2 separate regions of the Homo sapiens genome follow, and region 2 is linked to region 1. Evidence: read pairs that join two places in POLR2A ChIA-PET (ENCODE). Cell type or tissue: Caco-2. All regions are shown on one strand.

Region 1 (5,000 bases):
ACTCCTCCCCACGGCCATCCACCTGGCTCTCAGAGCTCACCTCCTCCATGAAGCCCGCCCTGATCATGGGAACCACTTCCCACTCCTCCCTGCTGCCCTCCAGACCTCTCCTGCCCTGATTTCGAGGACCTTCTCCCCTGTGCTCCTCCCATGCTCCGACCTCTCCCTCTCACTCATCATGCAGAGCTCCTTCTCCTCTCATTCCCCCTAGATGTGAGCACCTCTCAGCTTCTGCCCTCACTTTTGGGTTCCACACCCTGCACAGTCCTTTTGGGTAACATCACCCATTCCCATGGTTTCCCAAACCCCGAAATCTGTATTTCCAGGCGAGATCCCTCTCCTGAGCCTCAGGTGCCTACACGTGGACATCCCTTAGATTCCATGAAGTTATTATATTTATTTTATTTTATTTTATTTTATTTTGAGTCAGAGTCTCGCTCTGTCACCCAGGCTGGAGTGCAATGGCACAGTCTTGGCTCACTGCAACCTCTGCCTCTTGGGTTCAATCAATTCTCATGCCTCAGCCTCCCAAGTAGCTGGGATTACAGGCAGGCACCACCACACCCGGCTAATTTTTTGTATTTTTAGTAAAGATGGGGTTTCACCATGTTGGCCAGGCTGGTCTTGAACTCCTGACCTCAGGTGATCTGCCCACCTTGGCCTCCCAAATTGCTGGGATTACAGGCCTGAGCCACCGCACTGGTCAGATCATTGTATTTAAATCTGAATTCTCATTCCCTTCAAAACCACTCAGGGCATCAGCCGAGACACGAGACGCCCTGGCCCCCACTCCATCACAGCCTGCTTGACCTATCCCCAACACCCTTGGCACTATCCACCTTGCCCCACATCCACAGCCCCACCTCAGCCCAAGCCACTGGGACACTCTCTTGCCACTGCCTGCCACGTGGCCTGCTTGCATCTCATTTCAGGCCATTTCAATCCATTTTCCACACAGCAGCCTAAGGATCATTCAACAGTACCAATGTAATCATATTGCACTCCTGTTTAAAAGCCTTCAGTGGCTCACCAAACCTGCAGCATCAAGTCCTGGCCCCTTAGTATAGCCCCAAGTCCCTCCGTGGCAGGGCCCAGGGCTGACCTCACAGCCTTGTCTGCTGCAGTGTGCCATCAGCTCAGTGTTCTCAGATCGCCCCCTCCCGGCCTGTGCAAAACACTGTGCCCGTGGCCTGCGAGGCCCTTCTCCTGCCTTGTCACTTGGCTTCACTGCTCATAGTGCCAGACTCAACTCAGAACTGAGAGGGCACTTCCTCTGGGAAGCCTTGCCTGCCCCTCAAACATGGTTTCAGACCCTTAAGCCTGTCTACCTCCATCACAGCCCTGTGACTGCTGGCTTACTGGTCAGTAGTGCCAGCACACATGGAGCACCCCAGGCCTACACACCAGGACTCTGGGCATCTGGAGATGGGGAGTGGGGTGCAAGCCCAACCTTACCTGTCTCTGTGGGCCTGTGGGGTCCGACTCTCTCCGTCGAGGGCGGGGTCCCGAGTGCAGGGGTGAGTGGGAAGGGCTGCCAGGCGTGGGGGGCTGTGACGTCTCGGAACGGCCATCGCCCTGGCTCAGCTGGGGTGGCAGGGGCTGGGGCGGCAAATGCTGCAGGTCCTCCTCCGCCAGCGCCTGCATGCTGCGTCCCCGGGGCCGGACGGTGGGCTCTGCCCCCAGCCGCCGCCGCTCTTCGCCCTCCTCGGGCAGTGGCCGCAGCTCCTCGGGCTCCTCATCCGTGGTGCCCGATGTGCTGGGCTCAGCCCCTGGAGGGAAGTCCTTGAGCTCCGTCTCCTTGTCGATGATGACCCACTCTTTGCTGTCGAAATCCTCCTCCTCAGCCAGCGGCACCGAGCGGAAGGCGTTGCTCAGGGCCTCCTGCTCCACAGAGGCTGACACGTCCATGCGGCCACTGGCCTGTCGGTCAGCGTGGCCTGTGTCCACTGACAGCATCTGGGCTGGCTGAGAGGAGCAGGCCTGGCGCGAGGGCGAGCCAGGCAGATCCATCCGTGACCTGCAAAGCCACCCCTCACGGGGCTCAATACCTGGCCCCACTGGACCCCCAAGGACCCCACGCCAGCGGCAGGGTGGGGCGTGACTCCCAAAACCTCCTGACCGCAGTACCCCTCCCACCCTGAGCCAGGCCAGTTACCTCTAGGTTGTCACCCTCCAACCTCACTTCCTATCAAGGCTTTGTTAGTTCGTTTGTTAGTTCGTTCGTTCATTCATTCATTCATTCATTCAACAAATGTTTTTGAATGCTTACCGTGCTCCAGGAATACAAACAAGCAGAAAATAAACTCGGGTTTCTGTGCAAGGAACGCTCTCTCCTGGGCCACCCTAGGGAAGCTAATCTTCCTCAGGCAAGCTTTGTTCTTGCCTCTCCAGTGCTCACACCCGCCAGTGGCTGCTTCCTGCTGCTTCCAGGCAAACACACCCAACTGGCCCTTGAGTTTACAGAGGGCTTTCCAGCCTCCTCTGCCATCACCCTCCAGGCCTGCCTGGCTGGTTTCATCACCCCCAAGATGGCCTTGCTAGTCCCAGCTCAACAAACTCCAGTGACTCCCCGGCCCCAACAACAAAGTCCACATTCCTTGGTTTACACTCAAGGCCTCTCACAGCCTGAATACAGCTGTCTCCCCATTTCCCTCACCAGCCCCATCTCAGATTCCACCCTTACGGCCCACCCCCAATGTAGCCTCTCCCCACAGGACCTCTCCCCACACACAGCCTGTCCTTCTACCCTTTGCTGTCTGATACAGGTTGGCTGTCACCTTGGGCAGGTAGCCTGCCTTTCCCATCCTACAAGGATTAGTGCGTTCTATCTCTCTCTCATCACAGGGTGAACCTCATGTCTGTCACATAATCTGTCTCCCCAAGAGACTGTGAGCTCTGCTGCGCAGGGCCTGGGTCCCATCTGACTTTACCCCAAGGGCATTGATCCTGCCTTGGGACATCTCTTCTGTCGTTATCTTTTTTTTTTTTTTTTTTTTTGAGACAGAATCTGTCACCCAGACTGGAATGCAGTAGCATGATCTTGGCTCACTGTAACCTCCACCCCCCAGGTTCAAGCTATTCTCCTGCCTCAGCCTCCTGAGTAGCTGCGCTTACAGGTGCACACCACCACGCCTCCCTAATTTTTGTATTTTTAGTAGAGATGGGGTTTCACCATGTTGGCCAGGCTGGTCTCAAACTCCTGACCTCAGGTGATCCACCCACCTTGGCCTCCCAAAGTGCTGGGATTACAGACGCGAGCCACTGTTCCCAGCCTCATTATATTGAACTGTGCTGTGAATCTCACATTACTTTCAGAGCTTCTCAACTTGGGGTCATGCCAGCCCCAAGAGGAGGATATTTCTGATTGTACAGTAGTGTGTGTGTGGGGAGGTGCTACACAAGAAAGAATCGCCCTCTCTCAAATGCCAGGGTACCCCACTGAGAGCCAGCACGGAGGCCTAACCTATCTGGGGTTTGTGCCACTCCCTCACATTCAGGCTGTGGGCAGGGGGCTGACTTTCATTCTCCCCCAGCATCGAGCCTGTGGTTCAATGGCTCTTCAGCTGCAGAGGCAGGGGTGCAGATCAGAACTGCCTGTGGGGCTTCCTTAAAATACCACCACCCCAGCCTACGTGGGACCTGCCCAGTCTGACTGTGCACAATATTTTCATTGACTTGTTAATAAAGACTTAAATAAAACATCCTTGAGAGAGGCCACCTAGGGTCTTATATTTATGCTCCCATGTCAATGGCTGATATCATTTCCTTTCTGAGGCACAGTTTGTTTTGATGGATGTAAAGGGGAGAAAGGGTGCCAAAGAAGGCTCAGGGCTAGTGGTGCTTGTGCGTGTGTGTGTGTGTGTTTGCATGTGTGTGTGTAATGGGAGCTCAGACGGAGGGTTGGAGACAGGAGACAGTGGGGTGGGAAATCCAAATCTCAACTGCTTTTGTACTGTCTCCTGCTCCCGAGTGCCCCAGAGCCCATCCAGACCCTCTGCTGTCTATGATATCCTGTTCAGCCCTCAACTTTCTCTACCATCCCTGCAACTGGGGTTCACTGTGAGCCAAACCAGTTTGCTTCTTGTTTTCTAAAAGCAGGCAGCCCTTCAGGACTGTCTCATTCAAGGCATTTCCCACCTCTCTTCTCCACTCATATCCCTTCCCAAACTGCCTTTCCTCATTTCTCCGTCTCCAGGGAGAGGGACTCCAGGCTACCACAGACAAAAATGGTGGTCTTCAGTCCTACGTAAGCCAACCTGTGTGAGTGTGTAAGGACTGAGGTTGCTCACAAGGAGACACACAGAGTGGATGCCAGAAAGGATACCCCTCCTATCCCCAGGACTGGGTCTTTGGAAGAGACCCCTTTTCTGGTGCAGAGAAGGCCCCAGTCCTACTGTGGAGTGAAGTCCCACTCAGAGGCCAAGGGAAGATGGAAACATCTCTCAGGGGCCTCCCCACCTGATGTTGTCCCACCCACCACCAGCACAGATGGGGACCGGGCCCTGGCCCTTGTTGTCCACCCACCATCCGAGGTCAACAGACCATTCTCCCACCCTCCCATCTTCACCTCCTAAAGGCTCACCTAGCTTCTCAATGCTCCTTTTCCCCAACTAGGTTCCCGCTGGTCCCCTCCCCTCTGTGACTTCAGATCCTTCAGCCCTAACCCCCAAAACTTGCCCTGCTCTCTCTTCCAGCAATTCCCAGGCCCCCTCCCCCAAAGCTGAAGAGAGCCTACCTCAGCTGCACTTGAAGTGTCTATAATTAGTCTCTAGGAGAAGAGATTCTGGAAGCACACACACCCACCAACCAACTCGCCCCTCACCCTTCCTGGGCCCAGGCGCCCCACCTGTCCCTCCTGCAGCCTGCACTCACCCAATTACGTTTCCTGGCATGAGCCGGGACCTCTCTGGATCCCCCACTGGTTCTCCCAGGCCCTGTCTCTGGCCCCAACTGAGTCTGACCCCAGGCCCAAGTATAACCCTCTCAGCACTTCCCAGGGT
Region 2 (5,000 bases), 390 kb before region 1:
GTCTATATGGTCTTTTTTTTTTTTTTTTTTTGAGACGGAGTCTTGCTCTGTCACCCAGGCTGGAGTGCAATGACGCGATCTTGGCTCACTGCAACCTCCGCCTCCCGGATTCAAGCCATTCTCCTGCCTCAGCCTCCCGAGTAGCTGGGATTACAGGCGCCACTGTGCCTGGCTAATTTTTTGTATTTTTAGTAGAGACGGAGTTTCACTATGTTGGCCATGCTGGTCTCAAACTCCTGACCTCGTGATCTGCCCGCCTTGGGCTCCCAAAGTTCTGGGATTACAGGCGTGAGCCACCATGCCCAGCTATATGGTCATTTATTATGGTACTGTTTGTTAGAACTAAAACTTGGAAATCAGCTGGATGAAATGGCTCATGCCTATAAATCCCAGCACTTTGGGAGGCTGAGGTGGGAGGATTGCTTGAAACTAGGAGTTAAGACCAGCCTGGGCAACATAGCAAGACCCCATCTCTACAAAAAAATACAAAAATTAGCCAGGTATGGTGGTATGCACCTGTAGTCCCAGCTACTTGAGAGGCTGAGGCTGGAGGATCACTTGAGCCCAGGGAATGGAGGCTGCAGTGAGCCAAGATCGTGCCACTGCACCCCAACCTGGGTGACAGAGCAAGACTCTGTCTCAAAAACAAATAAAAATAAAATAAAACTTCGAAACCTACATTTTCATAAATAAGACACTGGGAAAATTATGGTACATTCCCACAATGGTGAAAAAAAAAAAAAAAAACCGGAAGTTGGGCATGGTGGCTCACGCCTGTAATCCCAGCACTTTGGGAGGCCGAGGCGGGCGGATCACCCGAGGTCAGGAGTTGGAGACCAGCCTGGCCAATATGGTGAAACCCCGTCTCTACTAAAAATATAAAAATTAGCCAGGCGTGGTGCCAGGTGCCTGTAATCCCAGCTACTTGGGAGACTGAGGCAGGAGAATCACTTGAACCCGGGAGGCAGAGGTTGCAGTGAACCAAGATCATACTACTGTACTCCAGCCTGGGTGTGACAGCGAGACTCCATCTCAAAAAAAAAAAAAAGAATGGGAAGGCTCTTTAAGACACTGATATAGAAAGATCTCCAAAATATATCATTAGGTGAAAAAAAGCAAGGTTCAGAATCATGTGTATAACATGCTGCCATTTTTTTTTCTTTTTTTTTTTTGAGACAGAGTCTCACTCTGTCGCCCAGGCTGGAGTGCAGTGGCCCGATCTCAGCTCACTGCAAGCTCTGCCTCCCGGGTTCATGCCATTCTCCTGCCTCAGCCTCCCGAGTAGCTGGGACTACAGGTGCCCACCACCACACCCGGCTAATTTTTTGTATTTTTAGTAGATACAGGGTTTCACCGTGTTAGCCAGGATGGTCTCAATCTCCTGACGTCGTGATCCACCCGCCTCAGCCTCCCAAAGTGCTGGGATTACAGGCATGAGCCACCGTGCCTGGCCAATGCCCAGGGGATTTTTTAGAAGGCAGATACCTGATGCTGGGGCCCAAGATCCTACATTTCTAACTCTTAGGACATGGTGAAGCTTCTGATCCAGACTCTACTTGGAGCAGAAAAATTTAGACACACAAGTACACATATGTACACACACATGCACATGCAAAATAGTTAACGTCAGACTGTGTGCGGTGGCTCACGCCTGTAATCCCAATACTTTGGGAGACTGAGGCGGTCGGATCACCTGAGGTCAGGAGTTCGAGACCAGCCTGGCCAACATGGTAAAACCCCGTCACTATTAAAAATACAAAAATTAGCTGGGTGTGGCATCAGGCACCTGTAATCCCAGCTACTCGGGAGGCTGAGGCAGGAGAATTGCTTGAACCCAGGAGGCGGAGGTTGCAGTGAGCTGAGATGGCGCCACTGCACTTCAGCCTGAGCAACAAAGCAAGACTCCGTCTCAAAAAAAAGAAAAAGAAAGAAAGAGAGAGAGAGTTAATGTCCCCTAAATAGAGGACCTGTGTGACTGGTGGACAGAGATGGGAGGAAACTTTACTATATTCCTTTTTGTACCTTTGAATTTTGTACATGCGGATTTATTATTTTGTGAAATGAAAACTGATACTAAAATATAAGAGCCTGTGCACATTCCCTGACCCCAGAGTACAGCACAGAGCACCCCCTCTTCCCAGTCCCCACCCCAGAGCCTACCCACTGCCTTTATCCAGTTGCTTAGGAGGTAGCTGTGTGTGGCCTTGGGCACATCACTTAACCTCTCTGAACTGGTAGGAGAATGTCCTCTTCTCTACCACCTGGAAACCAACTCCATAGGGTTTTAAGGATGAAATGAGATGATACAGGCACAGTAGCACATTGCCTAGCACACCCAGGTACCCAATAACCAACGTGTCACAAAGATAATAATAACATTAGTCATCAGGGATGCTGGCTCATGCCTGCACTCCTAGCTACTTGGGAGGCTGAGGCGGAAGGATTATTTGAGCCCAGGAGTTTGAGACCAGCCTGGGTAACATAGTGATATTCCTGTCCCAAAAAAAAAAAGGAAATAATGATCGTACTTGTTGCCATAATTTCTTTTTTTTCTTTTCTTTTTTTTTTTTTTATAGACAGGGTCTCACTCTGTTGCCCAGGCTGGAGTGCAGTGGCGCGATCTCAGCTCACTGCAAGCTCACCTCCTGGGTTCATGCCATTCTCCTGCCTCAGCCTCCCGAGTAGCTGGGACTACAGGTGCCTGCCACCACACCCAGCTAATTTTTTGTATTTGTAGTAGAGACGGGGTTTCACTGTGTTAGCCAGGATGGTCTCAATCTCCTGACCTCATGATCCACCCGCCTCAGCCTCTCAAAGTGCTGAGATTACAGGCGTGAGCCACCGTGCCCAGCCTGTTGCCATAATTTCTATTAGGCTGGGTTTTGGATGAGCCCAGGCTCTCTTTTAGGCCCTCCTCCTGCTCTCCTCTTCACTCACCACTATTTCTTCTTCAAAGACTTTTTCACCTTCATTCACCTTCTGCAGCTCAGTGTGTTCATATTCGTATGATGGGTCCCCCATGAAGCGGCCCTTCACCACAGACGACTGCGCCACCATCTCCTCTGTGGCAGGGGGCAAGAGGCTCCACTCTGTGCAGTTCAGGCTGCCAACAATATTCACATCACCCCTGGATTCCAACTCCCTTCTCACCCACTATTCCTATTATCTTCCCTTCTGTCTAGTGGGTTGGGCCCAGGAAAAGCTGTTGAAATGGCCACCTTTCCTCCCAATGCTGTCGTGAGACTGTTAGAAGCCCCAAGTGCTGACTGGGCACGGTGACTCACACCTGTAATCCCAGCACTTTGGGAGGCTGAGGTGAGCGGATCACTTGAGGTTAGGACTTTCAGACCAGCCTGGCCAACATGGTGAAACCCCGTCTCTACTAAAAATACAAAAATTAGCGGGGCATGGTGGCACATGCCTGTAGTCCCAGCTACTCAGGAGGCTAAGGCAGGAGAATCGCTTGAACCAGGGAGGCAGAGGTTGCAGTGAGCCACGACTGCACCAGCCTGGGTGACAGAGCAAGACTCTGTCTAAAAGAAGTCCCAAGTGCCAATGGTGAACCCACTCCTCATATGTAATAAACAGATTCAATTTCATTCATTCCATGTATGCTGAAATTAAATGAGCCTCTTCCTAGATATCCGGACTGTGAAATTCTGGATGAGTTTCTGGTAGCTGAACTTTCCTCAATTGTGTGGATCCATGTTTTGGTGGGCCCTAAATTCATGCTCAGCCTGCCCACTGAGTCAACAGCACAACCATTTCCTCCCATTTCTCAGGAATGCCCAGCCTATGTTCAAGAACTTCTCCTCTGAGGCCTTCGGGAGCACTCACCAGGCCCACCTGGTTCCTTCTTTCTCACTTCCTTCTGCTGGGAGAGGAGGTCCTTCCCACTCCTCTCAAATATACCCTGGGCCTAGGTCCCCAGCCTGGTCTCTGCTTATCCTCCTGCCCTTCACTCTCCACCAGTTCCCCCTTAACATAAAAATGGCTCAGCTGACCAGGCGCGGTGGCTCACACTTGTACTCCCAGTACTTTGGAGGCCGAGGTGGGCAGATCACACGAGACCAGCCTGGCCAACATGGTGAAACCCTGTCTCTACTAAAAATACAAAAAAATTAGCTGGGCTTGGTGGCGGGCGCCTGTAATCCCAGCTAATCAGGAGGCTAAGGCAGGAGAATCACTCAAACCCAGGAGGCAGAGGTTGCAGTGAGCCGAGATCACACCATTGGAATCCAGCCTGGGCAACAAGAGCGAAACTCCATCTCAAAAAAAACAAAACAAAAACAAAAACAAAACAAAAAAAAACTGCTCAGCCTACTAAAACAGCAACCCTCCAAATCCATGTCCTTCTAGAAAATGCTGTTCCTGTCCTTCCCTCCCTCTTTCCCAACTTTCAACAATAATCTCAGAACAACAATTGCCCTGTGGGGGACTTTCCTCCCCTTCCTTTTCACTCTTCAGCCCACTGTGCCATGATTTCTGCCCCACCACTTCAAGAAACTGCTTGGGAGAAGGCCATCCTTGACACCTAACGGCCAAGAAATGCATCTCCAGTTCTATTTCCTCTGACATCTCCCTTCCCGCTCCTCCAGGGCCTTAAGTATTTCCAGGGACCCATTCTCACCCCTCTTTTCTTTTTGCAATCTTTCCCACCTGCCTTCCAGAGCCCCAGCTACTGCCTAGTCTGTATCCAGAATCCAACCACTTCCACAGCTCCCACCTTGGCCCAAGCCACCATCCCCTACTGTCTAGATATTGCCATCGACTCCTAACTAGTCTCCCTGACTCCACATCTATTCCCCCTTTGGACTAGTCCCCACCCAACTGTTCACACCTAAGCTGTCATGTCACTCCTCTGCAGAACCTTCCAATGGCTTCCAATTAAGCCAAGTCTTACAATGCCCCACAAGGCCCTGCATGATTGTTTCCTACTCCTCACCTCTCTGACCTTGTATCCTACAACACTCCCCTCACTTATTCTTCTCTAGCCACAC

Evidence for each region. ChIA-PET counts read pairs that join two places held together with the same protein. Peaks named below come from ENCODE experiments on the same cell type or tissue, not always from the same donor. Only the 100,000 strongest peaks of a DNase experiment are listed, where the experiment ranks them.
Region 2: POLR2A ChIA-PET joins it to region 1 with 6 read pairs; 2 of 35 experiments call an interaction of 5 or more read pairs at or near these places.

The regions. Positions count from the first base shown.
Region 1 is chr6:43,259,806-43,264,805 of GRCh38, reverse strand. TTBK1 (tau tubulin kinase 1) reads right to left here. Exons shown (of 15, transcript NM_032538.3): 13 at 1,456-2,017. Among named protein-coding and RNA genes, the nearest start is that of TTBK1, 19 kb to the right of the region's middle. In Caco-2, a CTCF peak has its summit at 1,148 (motif pointing left); DNase peaks (open chromatin) are centred at 1,145 and 2,485.
Region 2 is chr6:43,648,478-43,653,477 of GRCh38, reverse strand. It overlaps RSPH9 (radial spoke head component 9), which reads right to left. Exons shown (of 5, transcript NM_152732.5): 2 at 2,938-3,103. Among named protein-coding and RNA genes, the nearest start is that of RSPH9, 5.9 kb to the right of the region's middle. In Caco-2, no CTCF peak of the experiment used is centred here; no DNase peak of the experiment used is centred here.